4 separate regions of the Homo sapiens genome follow, and all the other regions are linked to region 2. A link is a contact called in ENCODE Hi-C or POLR2A ChIA-PET data. All regions are on one chromosome and are shown on one strand. Each heading gives the region's core, a stretch centred on a gene start or an enhancer-like site at or near the end of the contact. The rest is flanking DNA. Distances are from core to core; before and after follow the strand shown.

The links. Hi-C counts contacts between places; a loop is a spot of excess contacts on that map. ChIA-PET counts read pairs that join two places held with the same protein, here RNA polymerase II (POLR2A). Pooled maps may share reads with other maps.
Region 1: a loop to region 2 is called in a map of PC-9, with 15 times the contacts of the local background. The contact joins the promoter of CD44-DT here to the promoter of CAPRIN1 in region 2. A Hi-C loop is called at or near these places in 1 of 168 maps with a recorded cell type or tissue (PC-9) and 8 of 50 pooled maps. POLR2A ChIA-PET finds 5 or more read pairs at or near these places in 1 of 52 experiments (activated CD4-positive, alpha-beta T cell).
Region 3: a map of natural killer cell shows a loop between it and region 2 (9-fold over the local background). The contact joins the promoter of TCP11L1 here to the promoter of CAPRIN1 in region 2. A Hi-C loop is called at or near these places in 4 of 168 maps with a recorded cell type or tissue (CD8-positive, alpha-beta T cell, natural killer cell and sigmoid colon) and 12 of 50 pooled maps. POLR2A ChIA-PET finds 5 or more read pairs at or near these places in 1 of 52 experiments (CD4-positive, alpha-beta memory T cell).
Region 4: a map of naive thymus-derived CD4-positive, alpha-beta T cell shows a loop between it and region 2 (2.9-fold over the local background). The contact joins the enhancer-like site here to the promoter of CAPRIN1 in region 2. A Hi-C loop is called at or near these places in 1 of 168 maps with a recorded cell type or tissue (naive thymus-derived CD4-positive, alpha-beta T cell) and 4 of 50 pooled maps. POLR2A ChIA-PET finds 5 or more read pairs at or near these places in 1 of 52 experiments (Panc1).

Annotation. Positions count from the first base shown.
Region 1 is chr11:35,136,667-35,139,366 of GRCh38, forward strand. It overlaps CD44-DT (CD44 divergent transcript), which reads right to left and starts at 1,366. Exons shown (of 3, transcript NR_120528.1): 1 at 1,032-1,366. CD44 (CD44 molecule (IN blood group)) reads left to right here and starts at 2,505. Exons shown (of 18, transcript NM_000610.4): 1 at 2,505-2,700. The coding sequence starts at 2,638. RefSeq lists an enhancer at 1,670-2,234 and a silencer at 2,145-2,214.
Region 2 is chr11:34,050,306-34,053,005 of GRCh38, forward strand. CAPRIN1 (cell cycle associated protein 1) reads left to right here and starts at 1,426. Exons shown (of 19, transcript NM_005898.5): 1 at 1,426-1,566; 2 at 2,116-2,331. The coding sequence starts at 2,116. It overlaps LOC101929918 (a long non-coding RNA gene), which reads right to left. Exons shown (of 3, transcript XR_931177.3): 1 at 2,014-2,700; 2 at 366-728. RefSeq lists silencers at 1,081-1,280, 1,140-1,689, 1,730-2,029 and an enhancer at 2,640-2,700.
Region 3 is chr11:33,038,202-33,040,901 of GRCh38, forward strand. It overlaps TCP11L1 (t-complex 11 like 1), which reads left to right and starts at 1,371. Exons shown (of 10, transcript NM_018393.4): 1 at 1,371-1,591. RefSeq lists enhancers at 774-1,321, 1,042-1,391, 1,872-2,191 and a silencer at 1,372-1,771.
Region 4 is chr11:35,329,785-35,332,484 of GRCh38, forward strand. All of the region lies in intron 1 of SLC1A2 (solute carrier family 1 member 2), which reads right to left. Among named protein-coding and RNA genes, the nearest start is that of SLC1A2-AS1, 49 kb to the left of the region's middle. RefSeq lists an enhancer at 602-1,161. Within about 2 kb of position 1,312, at least 5 of the 41 ENCODE cell types and tissues checked have a DNase peak (open chromatin) inside an H3K27ac peak, as active enhancers do.

The DNA of each region.
Region 1 (2,700 bases), core at 116-2,615, 1.1 Mb after region 2:
TCCACAACTGAAAAATTTATACCGGACTAGACAGTGGTAGTGGTTGCACAATATTGTTAAAGTACTACACGTCACTGCTATAAACACTTTTAAATGGGTGAAATGGTAAATTTTATGTTATGCATATTTTAACATAACAATGATAATAATTTTAACTAAGTACGTTGCCTCCTTATTTCCTACAGGGTCAAGTTCAAACTCCCTGGCATAGCTTACACCTTGTAGTCCCCATACCTGTAACCTCATGTCTGCTATCTTCCCCCAGCCCCTTCATCTGATCTATGTTCAGATCAGCTCACATTGCTCTCTATTCTCTGGACAAGCCATGTTCTTTCACTTTTCTATGCTCAAACACAATTTTGCTTTTAGTAATGATAGCAAACACTTATTTAAAGTGCTTACTGCATGCATATGTAGACATAAATCTACGGCTTAATACATGCAGGGCTTTTGAGTCATTTAATCCTCACCAATTCTATGAAGTAATAGAATTGTAATAGTAATAATAGATACTATTATTAAGCCCATTTTATACTTGAGCAAATTGAGCTAATTGCCTTAGGCAAGGTCACACAACTAAGAAGCAGCCATAATAGGGTTTGGATCTAGGTGTTCTAGCTCCTGAATCCATGCTGTTCGTCACTACACTGTACTGCCTGTGGATGACTTACTTGTCCCTGTAGTTTCATCTGAAGAATTCCTCCTCCTTTTCCTTTGAGGCCTGCCTCAAATATCACTTCCCCTGTGAAGACTGCCTGGTGTTCTCCAGGAGAGAGTGTGACTCCCTTCTCTAGGAATGGTAGCACCCCAAACACACACATTTTGCAGCATATTTCACCTTGCATGGTAATGGCCTGCTTGTGAGTTTTATTCCGTACCAGAGGGTGAGGGCTCTGAAGATAGCGCCAGGTCTTATTTACCTCGATACCCCACAACACTCATTACATGTCTGATGAATGAATGCATAGGGGGATGGCTGGGTGCATTTCTCTCAACTTTTCAATTTCTTGAAATAAATAACAAAATCTTACCTTCCCTCAGAAGTCCTGGCATGGTTCCTTTCATCTTGCCACAGCCACTGATAATCACTTTCATTTTCTGTGTAACTCACCAGGCAAGAAGTCCATGCAGATTTACTTTTAGTAGTTCACATGACAAATAAATACTGCGTTTGATTTCCAAACATTAAACCATAGTATATTATAGATAGATATAGAGTTATCATTCAAAGTATGATATTTCAATCTCAAAAGGCTTCCCCTGAAGAATATTACAAACTCTTCCTCTCTTTAAGATCTGCTGGGTAGGAAAGATGGGAGAAAATGAATTAATGTTTACACAGAAAGGAGGATAATGGGGGCAAAAATAATAGATGAACGTATGGGTGGATGAGAGAATGGATAAAATGATAGGTGGATATGTTGATCTTGGACAGATGGGAAATGAGTGGATATATCAATAAACAGATATGTGGGTGGATGGGTGGAGAAGAGGATGGTGGATGGTTGTGGTTTTATGAAGAGATGTGAAAAAGGAAGTGTGGAATGATGGATGAGAAGTTGTATGGGAAGATGAATAGAAGAATAGGTGGTTGAATAAATTAAAAGGTGTGTGGTTGGATGAATGAATGAGTGGGATGATAGATGGACCTAAGTGGTTAGTGGATGGACAGGAGGATGGATGGATGTGAGAGCCCCAGAAGGACATAAGGAAAGATGGGTGGATAGATGGATGGGCGGATGGAAGGATATTTAGGAGGATGAATGAGCATGTGTGTGGAGAGAGGTGCCCATTCACACTGGCTTGAACACATGGGTTAGCTGAGCCAAATGCCAGCCCTATGACAGGCCATCAGTAGCTTTCCCTGAGCTGTTCTGCCAAGAAGCTAAAATTCATTCAAGCCATGTGGACTTGTTATTGAGGGGAAAAAGAATGAGCTCTCCCTCTTTCCACTTGGAAGATTCACCAACTCCCCACCCCTCACTCCCCACTGTGGGCACGGAGGCACTGCGCCACCCAGGGCAAGACCTCGCCCTCTCTCCAGCTCCTCTCCCAGGATATCCAACATCCTGTGAAACCCAGAGATCTTGCTCCAGCCGGATTCAGAGAAATTTAGCGGGAAAGGAGAGGCCAAAGGCTGAACCCAATGGTGCAAGGTTTTACGGTTCGGTCATCCTCTGTCCTGACGCCGCGGGGCCAGCGGGAGAAGAAAGCCAGTGCGTCTCTGGGCGCAGGGGCCAGTGGGGCTCGGAGGCACAGGCACCCCGCGACACTCCAGGTTCCCCGACCCACGTCCCTGGCAGCCCCGATTATTTACAGCCTCAGCAGAGCACGGGGCGGGGGCAGAGGGGCCCGCCCGGGAGGGCTGCTACTTCTTAAAACCTCTGCGGGCTGCTTAGTCACAGCCCCCCTTGCTTGGGTGTGTCCTTCGCTCGCTCCCTCCCTCCGTCTTAGGTCACTGTTTTCAACCTCGAATAAAAACTGCAGCCAACTTCCGAGGCAGCCTCATTGCCCAGCGGACCCCAGCCTCTGCCAGGTTCGGTCCGCCATCCTCGTCCCGTCCTCCGCCGGCCCCTGCCCCGCGCCCAGGGATCCTCCAGCTCCTTTCGCCCGCGCCCTCCGTTCGCTCCGGACACCATGGACAAGTTTTGGTGGCACGCAGCCTGGGGACTCTGCCTCGTGCCGCTGAGCCTGGCGCAG
Region 2 (2,700 bases), core at 176-2,675:
TCTCTGCTCTTGCCACTATGGTTTCCGTGCTGTTCCTTGAACCCAAAAAGCACACTCCGTCTCAGATCTTAGTACTTGGTGTTTCCTCTACCTGGAAAATTCCTCCTCCAAGGTAGCTGCTTAGCCTTCTTCCTCACTTCCTTCAGTACTAGCTCAAATGTCAGTAAGGCTTTCCCTGACCACCGTTTTTTCTTTTCTCTACCATTTCACTATCTGACATGTATTTACTTGTCTTCCCCTTACTTAGATTGTAAGCTCCATGTAAATATGTTTTGTTCATAATCCCTAGCACTTAAGAGTTCCCAGCACACAGTAAGGTGCTTAATAAATATTTGAATGAATATATAACAGACTTTGCAGCTAACCAGGATATCTTGAGGTCGGAGGCTGCTGTTGTTTCTCCAGGCTCCCTCAGGATGCACTGTTGCCAGTCAGCGTTACTCATTTTATTCCCTAGGGAACAGTGGGTTTGGTAGAACTCTCTTCTAAATCTCTTTTTCATAGAATTTAAATTATAAATTGGTCATTTACTGTTGTCACACAATATTGCGTTGCTGAATTTTCCACTGATTATATTCATTTTATTTCCTCCCAGAACTTGGTTTCTTGTTTTTCTGCTCACTGTCCACACCCACTCCACCCCAAGGCTGGAATAATTCTCTTGGAGCAAAAAAATCATCTTTTTCTTTGTATTTCATTGAACGTTCTCTTTACAGTGTTAGGTAAACCTAAAAAAAAAGGAAACAAAAGTCTAATAATTCGTAATACTCAGGCCTACTGGATGTATAACATCATAGGGTAGCTGAAGACTCTTTGTGAGGCCAGAGCTTTAGGATTTAAAAAGCCACCAACCATGACCGTGTCCGACACGTTCTACAGAGAACTCCTAGGTTACTGGGTGATTGTTTGGTGGGGAAGCGGCGAGTTGTCTTTTTTTCAAAAGACGTTTTGGGGTATGGAGTTTGCTCGCTCTGCATACAGAAGGAATTCTAGAAGCTGGGATCGCACCACCCACCCCACGCACCCCTTACTTGCAGAAACCTTTGCCCCCCAACCCCCACCCCCACCCCAAATAAGGGCTCTTCAAGGGGCAGTTGCCAGCTCCAGAGCCAGCTGCTTGACACCTATTGTCCCCGTTTGGGCGTCAAACGATTTCGCCTGAAGGACCCTAGCGTCGATTGCTCTCAAAACTCAAGGGGCCTTTCCTTCGGCCTTGCCGGGGCCATCCCCACCTGCGTCCAGGAGGCGCCCCACAGCGCCGGGGCCGGGGGACGGCGGAGAAGCTAGCGGGCGGCCTCTTCCGGGCAGGCGTTCGCGCCGGGCAGCCCGAGCGGCCGCGAAGGCCCCCGCTCTCCGCTTCTCCCGCCCCTCGCGACCCAGAGGGCTGCTGGCTGGCTAAGTCCCTCCCGCTCCCGGCTCTCGCCTCACTAGGAGCGGCTCTCGGTGCAGCGGGACAGGGCGAAGCGGCCTGCGCCCACGGAGCGCGCGACACTGCCCGGAAGGGACCACCACCCTTGCCCCCTCAGCTGCCCACTCGTGATTTCCAGCGGCCTCCGCGCGCGCACGGTGAGCGCCACCCGGGACCGAGCCGCTGCAGGGGAAGAGGGCCGCTGCGCCCGGGTGTCCTTTATCTCCGGACCCGCTGGAGCTTCCGAGGGGCTTGCCCCCAAGTCCCCCCACCCCACCCCGGTCATTTCCCATGCCCTTCTCTGCCCCCAAGCCCCGACCTCTCTCTTTCCTCCCTTCTCCGGAAGCCGGCAAAAGCCGGCCCTCCCCGGTAGGGACCGTTGCAGTGGCCGTTGGCGGCCGGCGCGGCGATGCCCCGCCTCCGGCGCGAGCCTCGGAGCCCCCGGGCTGGTAGGCCGAGCCGGCGGCTCCGCGGGGGAGGGGCGGGTCGGGGGGCGGTGCGAGGCCCAGCCGGGCGCCCCGCTGGCGGGTCGCGCGCGCGCCCGCGCACTCTTCCTGCCCTCGAGGCGCGCCGCGCCCCCTCCCCCACCCGCTCGCGTAGGCTACCGCTCGCTGCGCGTTTTGTCCCGCGTCTCGCCCCGTCCGTCTCCTGACTGGCCGCTCTTGTCCTTCCTCCCGCTTTTTCTTCTCTCTCCTTGCGGTCTGAAGATGCCCTCGGCCACCAGCCACAGCGGGAGCGGCAGCAAGTCGTCCGGACCGCCACCGCCGTCGGGTTCCTCCGGGAGTGAGGCGGCCGCGGGAGCCGGGGCCGCCGCGCCGGCTTCTCAGCACCCCGCAACCGGCACCGGCGCTGTCCAGACCGAGGCCATGAAGCAGATTCTCGGGGTGATCGACAAGAAACTTCGGAACCTGGAGAAGAAAAAGGTGCCAGGAGTTGGCGGGGAAGGGAGGGGTGGCTGCGGCCGGGCTCTGCGGCCCCTCCGACCCTGGTCGCTGGAGCCTTCGCTTCTTTTCGTCTCGGGAGCGTTACTAGGTCCCCTCCTCCCACCCCCTGGCCCACACGCCCCGTCTCCACGTTCAGCGGGAGCTTCGTGCCCAGAAAACGGGCTCTTGGAAGAGGCACTTGTCACCTGACTCGGACGCGGCACTGTACCCCAGGCCTCTTTATTACTCTTCCGCTGTGGGTCCGGCTTTTTGGCCTTTAGGAGTGGGACATGTGAGGGTGGGGGCCTGTCGTCAGGACTTCACTGTATGGTGCCCTTCTTTCCGTCTCTGAGGCCCGATTTCTCTGAC
Region 3 (2,700 bases), core at 121-2,620, 1.0 Mb before region 2:
CCCGGCTCACTGCAACCTCTGCTTCCCGGATTCAAGCAATTCTCCTGCCTCAGCCTCCCAAGTAGCTGGGATTACAGGCATATGCCACCATGCCCGGCTAATTTTTTTGTATTTTTAGTAGAAACGAGGTTTCACCATATTGGCCAGGCTGGTCTCGAACTCCTGACCTTGTGATCCACCCACCTCCGACCTCCCAAAGAGCTAGGATTACAGGTGTGAGCCACCGCGCCCAGCCATTCTTTGTAGATCTTAACAGTTCCATTTAGTTGAGTATCTTAAGGGTTTTTGGTGTTTTTTCCTCCAAAAAGTGAATCTTCACCAGAGAACTTCTGTTTTTGTCTTTTTTTTTTTTTTTTTAAAGCAAAGACTTTAATGTGCAAGTTAGTAAATGGTTTGAGGGTCTGGTATTGCACTCGGCCTTCAATACGTTAGCAATAACTACCCACATGTGATCTATTTAGAAGCAGTGTTTGAAAGCACCAATGTCACCCCATCTGCTTTTTTGTAGTTTTTTTTTGTTTGTTTGTTTTTGAGACAGAGTCTCGGTCTGTCTCCAGGCCGCAGTGCAGTGGCGCGATCTCGCCTCACTGCAACCTCCGCCTCCCAGATTCAAGCGATTCTCCTGCCTCAGCCTCCCGAGTAGCTGGGACTACAGGCGCGCGCCACCACACCCAGCTAATTTTCGTATTTTTAGTAAAGACGAGGTTTCACCATGTTGGCCAGGATGGTCTCGATCTCTTGACCTCGTGATCCGCCCGCCTCGGCCTCTCAAAGTGCTGGGATTACAGGCGTGAGCTGCTGCGCCCGGACTAACTTTTTTTTAAAGCTGAGGAAATGAGAGAAGGGGAATAAACTTTGTGTAGCTACAAACAGGATGGCAAAATTAAATTTCAAAGAACGGGCGGGGAAGGTTTCAGATGCAATGGCTTCTTATTCCTTCTTTTGACTGACCCGCGCCTTCTCCGCCTCCCTTTCTCCTCGCGTCACCCGCACCAGCGGCTGGGATGCGGCGCGCGTTCCGTCTTTCCGTATGGAAACATGGCGCCTAGGGGCGGGCCATCCCCAGCTTCGAGCCACCGCCAGCTGAGACTCATCGGCGGGCACTCGGCCATGCCTCTCGCGTTTCCGTACGAAAACATGGCGCCTCACTGCGTGCGGCGGGCGACTCTTGGCTGGGAGCCACTGGCCACGGAGCCCCCTGAGCGGTCATCGGCCATGTTTTCCACCTCTCCCTGAGGAAACACGGCGCCGCCCAGCTGCGAGTCACCGCTTACTGAACCCCTTCGGCAAGCAGGGGAAAGACCCTCCCGCCTTTCCGTACGAAGACATGGCGCTGCCCTATATTGGGCTGGCGCCTCCCGGCCAAGAGCAGTCTCCTCCTTCCTGATGCTGAGAAGCGGCCGCTCTGACCGCTGCCCACCCGAGTCGGGCTGGGAGGACCGCCCGCCGCGTGGCGAGGGATGCGGCCTCGGAGGGGCAGAGGCTGAACCGCCCCTGCCTGCCGCGCATCCCTCCGGCTTCCGCCGCGGCGCCAGCCCGCGCCTGATTCGCGGCGGGAGCGGCAGGAGGGAGAACGCCGACTCCGTGGCAGGTGAGAGCGGGAGCTGGGGCGGAGGCTGGCGGGGCCCGTCCGGGAGGCGCGCGGTCCAAGTCGCAGGCATCTCTTCGCCTCTTCCCGTCGGATCCCATCCCGGGATGTCGGGGGCAGGCGAGGAAGAGGCGGGGTCCGCGGGCGGGTGGAGCTCACCCCTCGAGGCTGTCCTCTCGGCGCGCCCGCGTCCTCCCCTACTCCCGGCCCTGCCACTCCCTCGCTGGCCTGAACAGCTGTTTACAACGGAATCCGGACGCCGGGCGCGAGTGGAGCTCAGTGCCAGAGGAGGGGATTCCCGGCGCCGGGGGACAGAGCCCCTTTTTTCTTTTGCCGAAAGACCCTTTCTGCTGGGGAGCCTCTTGTGTCCAGCCTAGGCCCGCGTGCAGCGCCGACGGATGACCGTCTTCTTGGCAAGTGCGAGGATCCTCCTCCCCTCGGCTCTCTTTTTAGACACAGTGGGGGTTGAATGGATGCGCGCGATATAAGCAAATTAAATGGTTCGTGGCCGCATCCTAGAGCCCTTTAATTAGAGTTACCATTTGTAGAAGGCCTGCCGTGCACAATCCCTCGTTTCATCTCCCCCCAAACCGAGCAGGTAGGTAGCTGTGTTTTACAGAGGAGGACACTGAAGTTACACAGCTAGTAAAGAGCCAGAATTGGGGCCCAGGTATGTCTGAAACCAACGCCCAGCCTCCCAGATACAGTGACATCACAGAGATGACGTAGGGATTCATCTCTATCAACAGATACTTGTGGGTGTCTATTTGGGGGATATACAGATGGAGCATAAGTGGGGAATATGACTGGTCCTGGCTCTTAAGAAGTTCGAAATCTAGGTGGGGAATTTTAAAATAAAAACTAGCACTTTTACCATCTGGCCCCAACGCATCTTTCCATCATCTCTAGCCACTTCCTTTTCTCATTTTCTTGTGCCTTGGCTTCTGCCCTCTGAGTGAAATGCCCTCCTTTTCACCTCCTCTCCCCCTCCTCTCCCCCTCCAGACATGTTTTAACTAGGTGAAATCCTACTCCTTTTAAAGATCAGTTCAAATGTCATCTTTTCTGGGAAGGTTTTCTCAATCTCCTCCCAGGCAGAGTTAGTTTCTTCCT
Region 4 (2,700 bases), core at 62-2,561, 1.3 Mb after region 2:
CCCTTCCTTTATGGTGAGCCTATATCTGTTTCCCTGCAGCTTTTACCCACAGGTTATTTTTCTATCCTGTGGAGCTACCTAATAATAACAGTTGCCATCAGACAATGTACTGGATGCTTTACATGCATTATTTCATTGACTTCCCACAACACTCTCACAAGATAGCTACTATTATTAGTCCTTCTTTATAGATGAAAAACTGGAGGTCAGAGAGAGGAGCACATTTGCTCCAAGTCAGGCAGTTGGTGAGTAGATGAGCTGGGATGGCAACCCAGCTTGGCCTGAACAAGGTGCACACACTTAATCACGACACTTACAGAAAATGAAGCTGAATCCCTTCTCCATCTACCAACCTTTGAGGCATATGAAGTTTCTGCTCAGGGTTTTCTCTTCTCCCAAGTTTGTCACTATCCTGGTTAAAGCACCTCAAGCTACTTACTTGCCTGTGCCTCCCAGACCTGCACACAACCTTCCAGGTAAGGGCTGGTCACTTCCCCACTCCCCTAAGCCCATCAAAGACTGCCTTTCTCACTTTCAACCTCCAGCACGTCAGATTCTACCAGAGCTGAGGCTTCTGCCCTGCCTTTGAAAAACTGAAGGGCATAGGTAATTTCACAGTAGAGAAAGAAGGTGGTAGGGAGTACTGGTAATGAATAGAACCATTTATTGACTTTTTATTCTGTACCAGTGATAGGTAGAGTAATGCCCCAACAAATGTCCATGTCCTAATCCCCAGAACCTGTGGATGTGTCAGATTACATGGCAAAGGGGCTCTAAGGCTGCAGTTGCAAAGAAGGTTGCTAATCAGCTGACCTCAAGATAGGGAGATGCGCCTGAATTCTCCAGGTGGGACCAGTGGAATCACAGGGGTTCTTATGCATGAAAAAGGGAAACAGAAAAGAAAGAACTGAAGGATGGCAGCATGACAAAGACACAGCCCAATGTTGCTGGCTCTAAAGATAAAGGAAAGGGCCAGGAGCCAAGGCATGTGAGAAGCTTCTAGAAACTGGCAAAGGCAAGGAAACAGACTCCTCCTCCGAGCCTCCAGAAAAGAATGCAGCCCTGCTGACACCTTGATTTTAGCCCAGTGAGACCCAACTCAGATTTCTGGCCTCCAGAACTATATGATAATAAGTTGTCTTGTCTTAAGCCTCTTGATTTGTGATCATTTGTTACTGCAACAATGGGAAACTAAGGTAGTACCAGACCTTATGCTACACTATCTCATTTGTTGTTTACAAAAAGCCTCAGCAGAAGGTGATAGACATAGAGAGTTTCCTGTCCACACCCACACCTCTGCTGCTTCTAGAAATCTGCTCAGAGAAGCAGCATGCTCAGCCAGACACTGCTTCTCAGCCTCCCTTCCTGAGATGTAGGCTGAAGTGTTCTGCTCCTCCCTTCCTCACTTCCTCCTGCCCTAGAGAAATGCAGACCAAAGTAACATCTTTCTCTCTTTAGCTAATCACGTGTTTAAAAGGCTCAGCAACACCATGCCTCTAAATGGCTTCCATCGCCCATGGAAGCCTTTCAAGGCCTCCCAGAGGACTTGTGCAGTTCTTTACTTTGGTTCCTTCTAATGAGCTGCTAAATTTGTGGCTATTGAAAGTGAACTAAACATCCAGTCCCTGTTGATCCCAGCAGTCCAGTCAGTTTACTGACTGCCCAACTGCTTCTCAACTAGTTTGATCTGCTAAATTTACAAGTGATAAACTGAGCCATCCAGTCACCCCTGAAGGGTAATGTTCTCACCAGGAGAATTTCTTCTTAAGAGAAGAATGTATATTTATCACTCTGGTAGCTTGTGGAGACAGGCTGGTTCACAGGGCTTTGTGCTGATATGGCACAGTCCACAAGTGCAATACATCCTCTTGCACGATCCATTCTCTTCCCACCTTTTCCATACACAGATGCAGTTCGTGGTGTTTGGGGAATATTTTACTTCGCACATTCGAACCTGAAATCTTAAGTGACTCTTTGATGTTGTCTCTTCGAATAATCTTTTCCTGAGCCCCCAATCTACTTTTCATGCCTCTGAGATCTTAACGTTGCACAATTCATCACATTCATATGGTTTGCCTCTCCCACTAGGCCTTAGACTCTGTGAAGGAAGGGCCATACATCTATCCCTGGGCCCTGTCCATGTTAGGTGTTTAATAAGAATTTTTGAGAGACTAGTGATTTGGAGGTACTAAGGGGACCCAAGTCTGCAGGGACTGGGAGGTGCCTCTGACAGCGAGTGGCAGGACCTTATCAGCTTAAGCATCTCCCATGGAGATGGCTTTGGACAGAAGCCTAAACAAAGCACAAGGAAAGGATCAGGAAACCTGAAGTCCACCAGAAGCTCCAACTAATGTTTAGTGACCTTGCCAAAAGCAACTAGGGCTTCTAATTACCACAAGTGATCATGACTTGAATTTTTATGCACTTCCTGAAGTCATTCCAGCAGCACCACGTCTCCTCAACAGCCTGGAAGTGGTGATGATGTGGTATGTTGGCTACCGGGTCATCAACACCACTTAATTCCTTAGCAACTGAGGTGAAAAGCCTTCATCCCAAGTGCCTTGGAAGAAAGGCTTGTTCCTGCTCAACTCGTAAAGTCTCAAATTTATGCTGAGGATAGTTTCTCGCCGAGTGACTTATCAGGTTGACTCTTAAATTATGACATCAAAGCAAGGAACATGTCCTGTTTTTATTTGAATC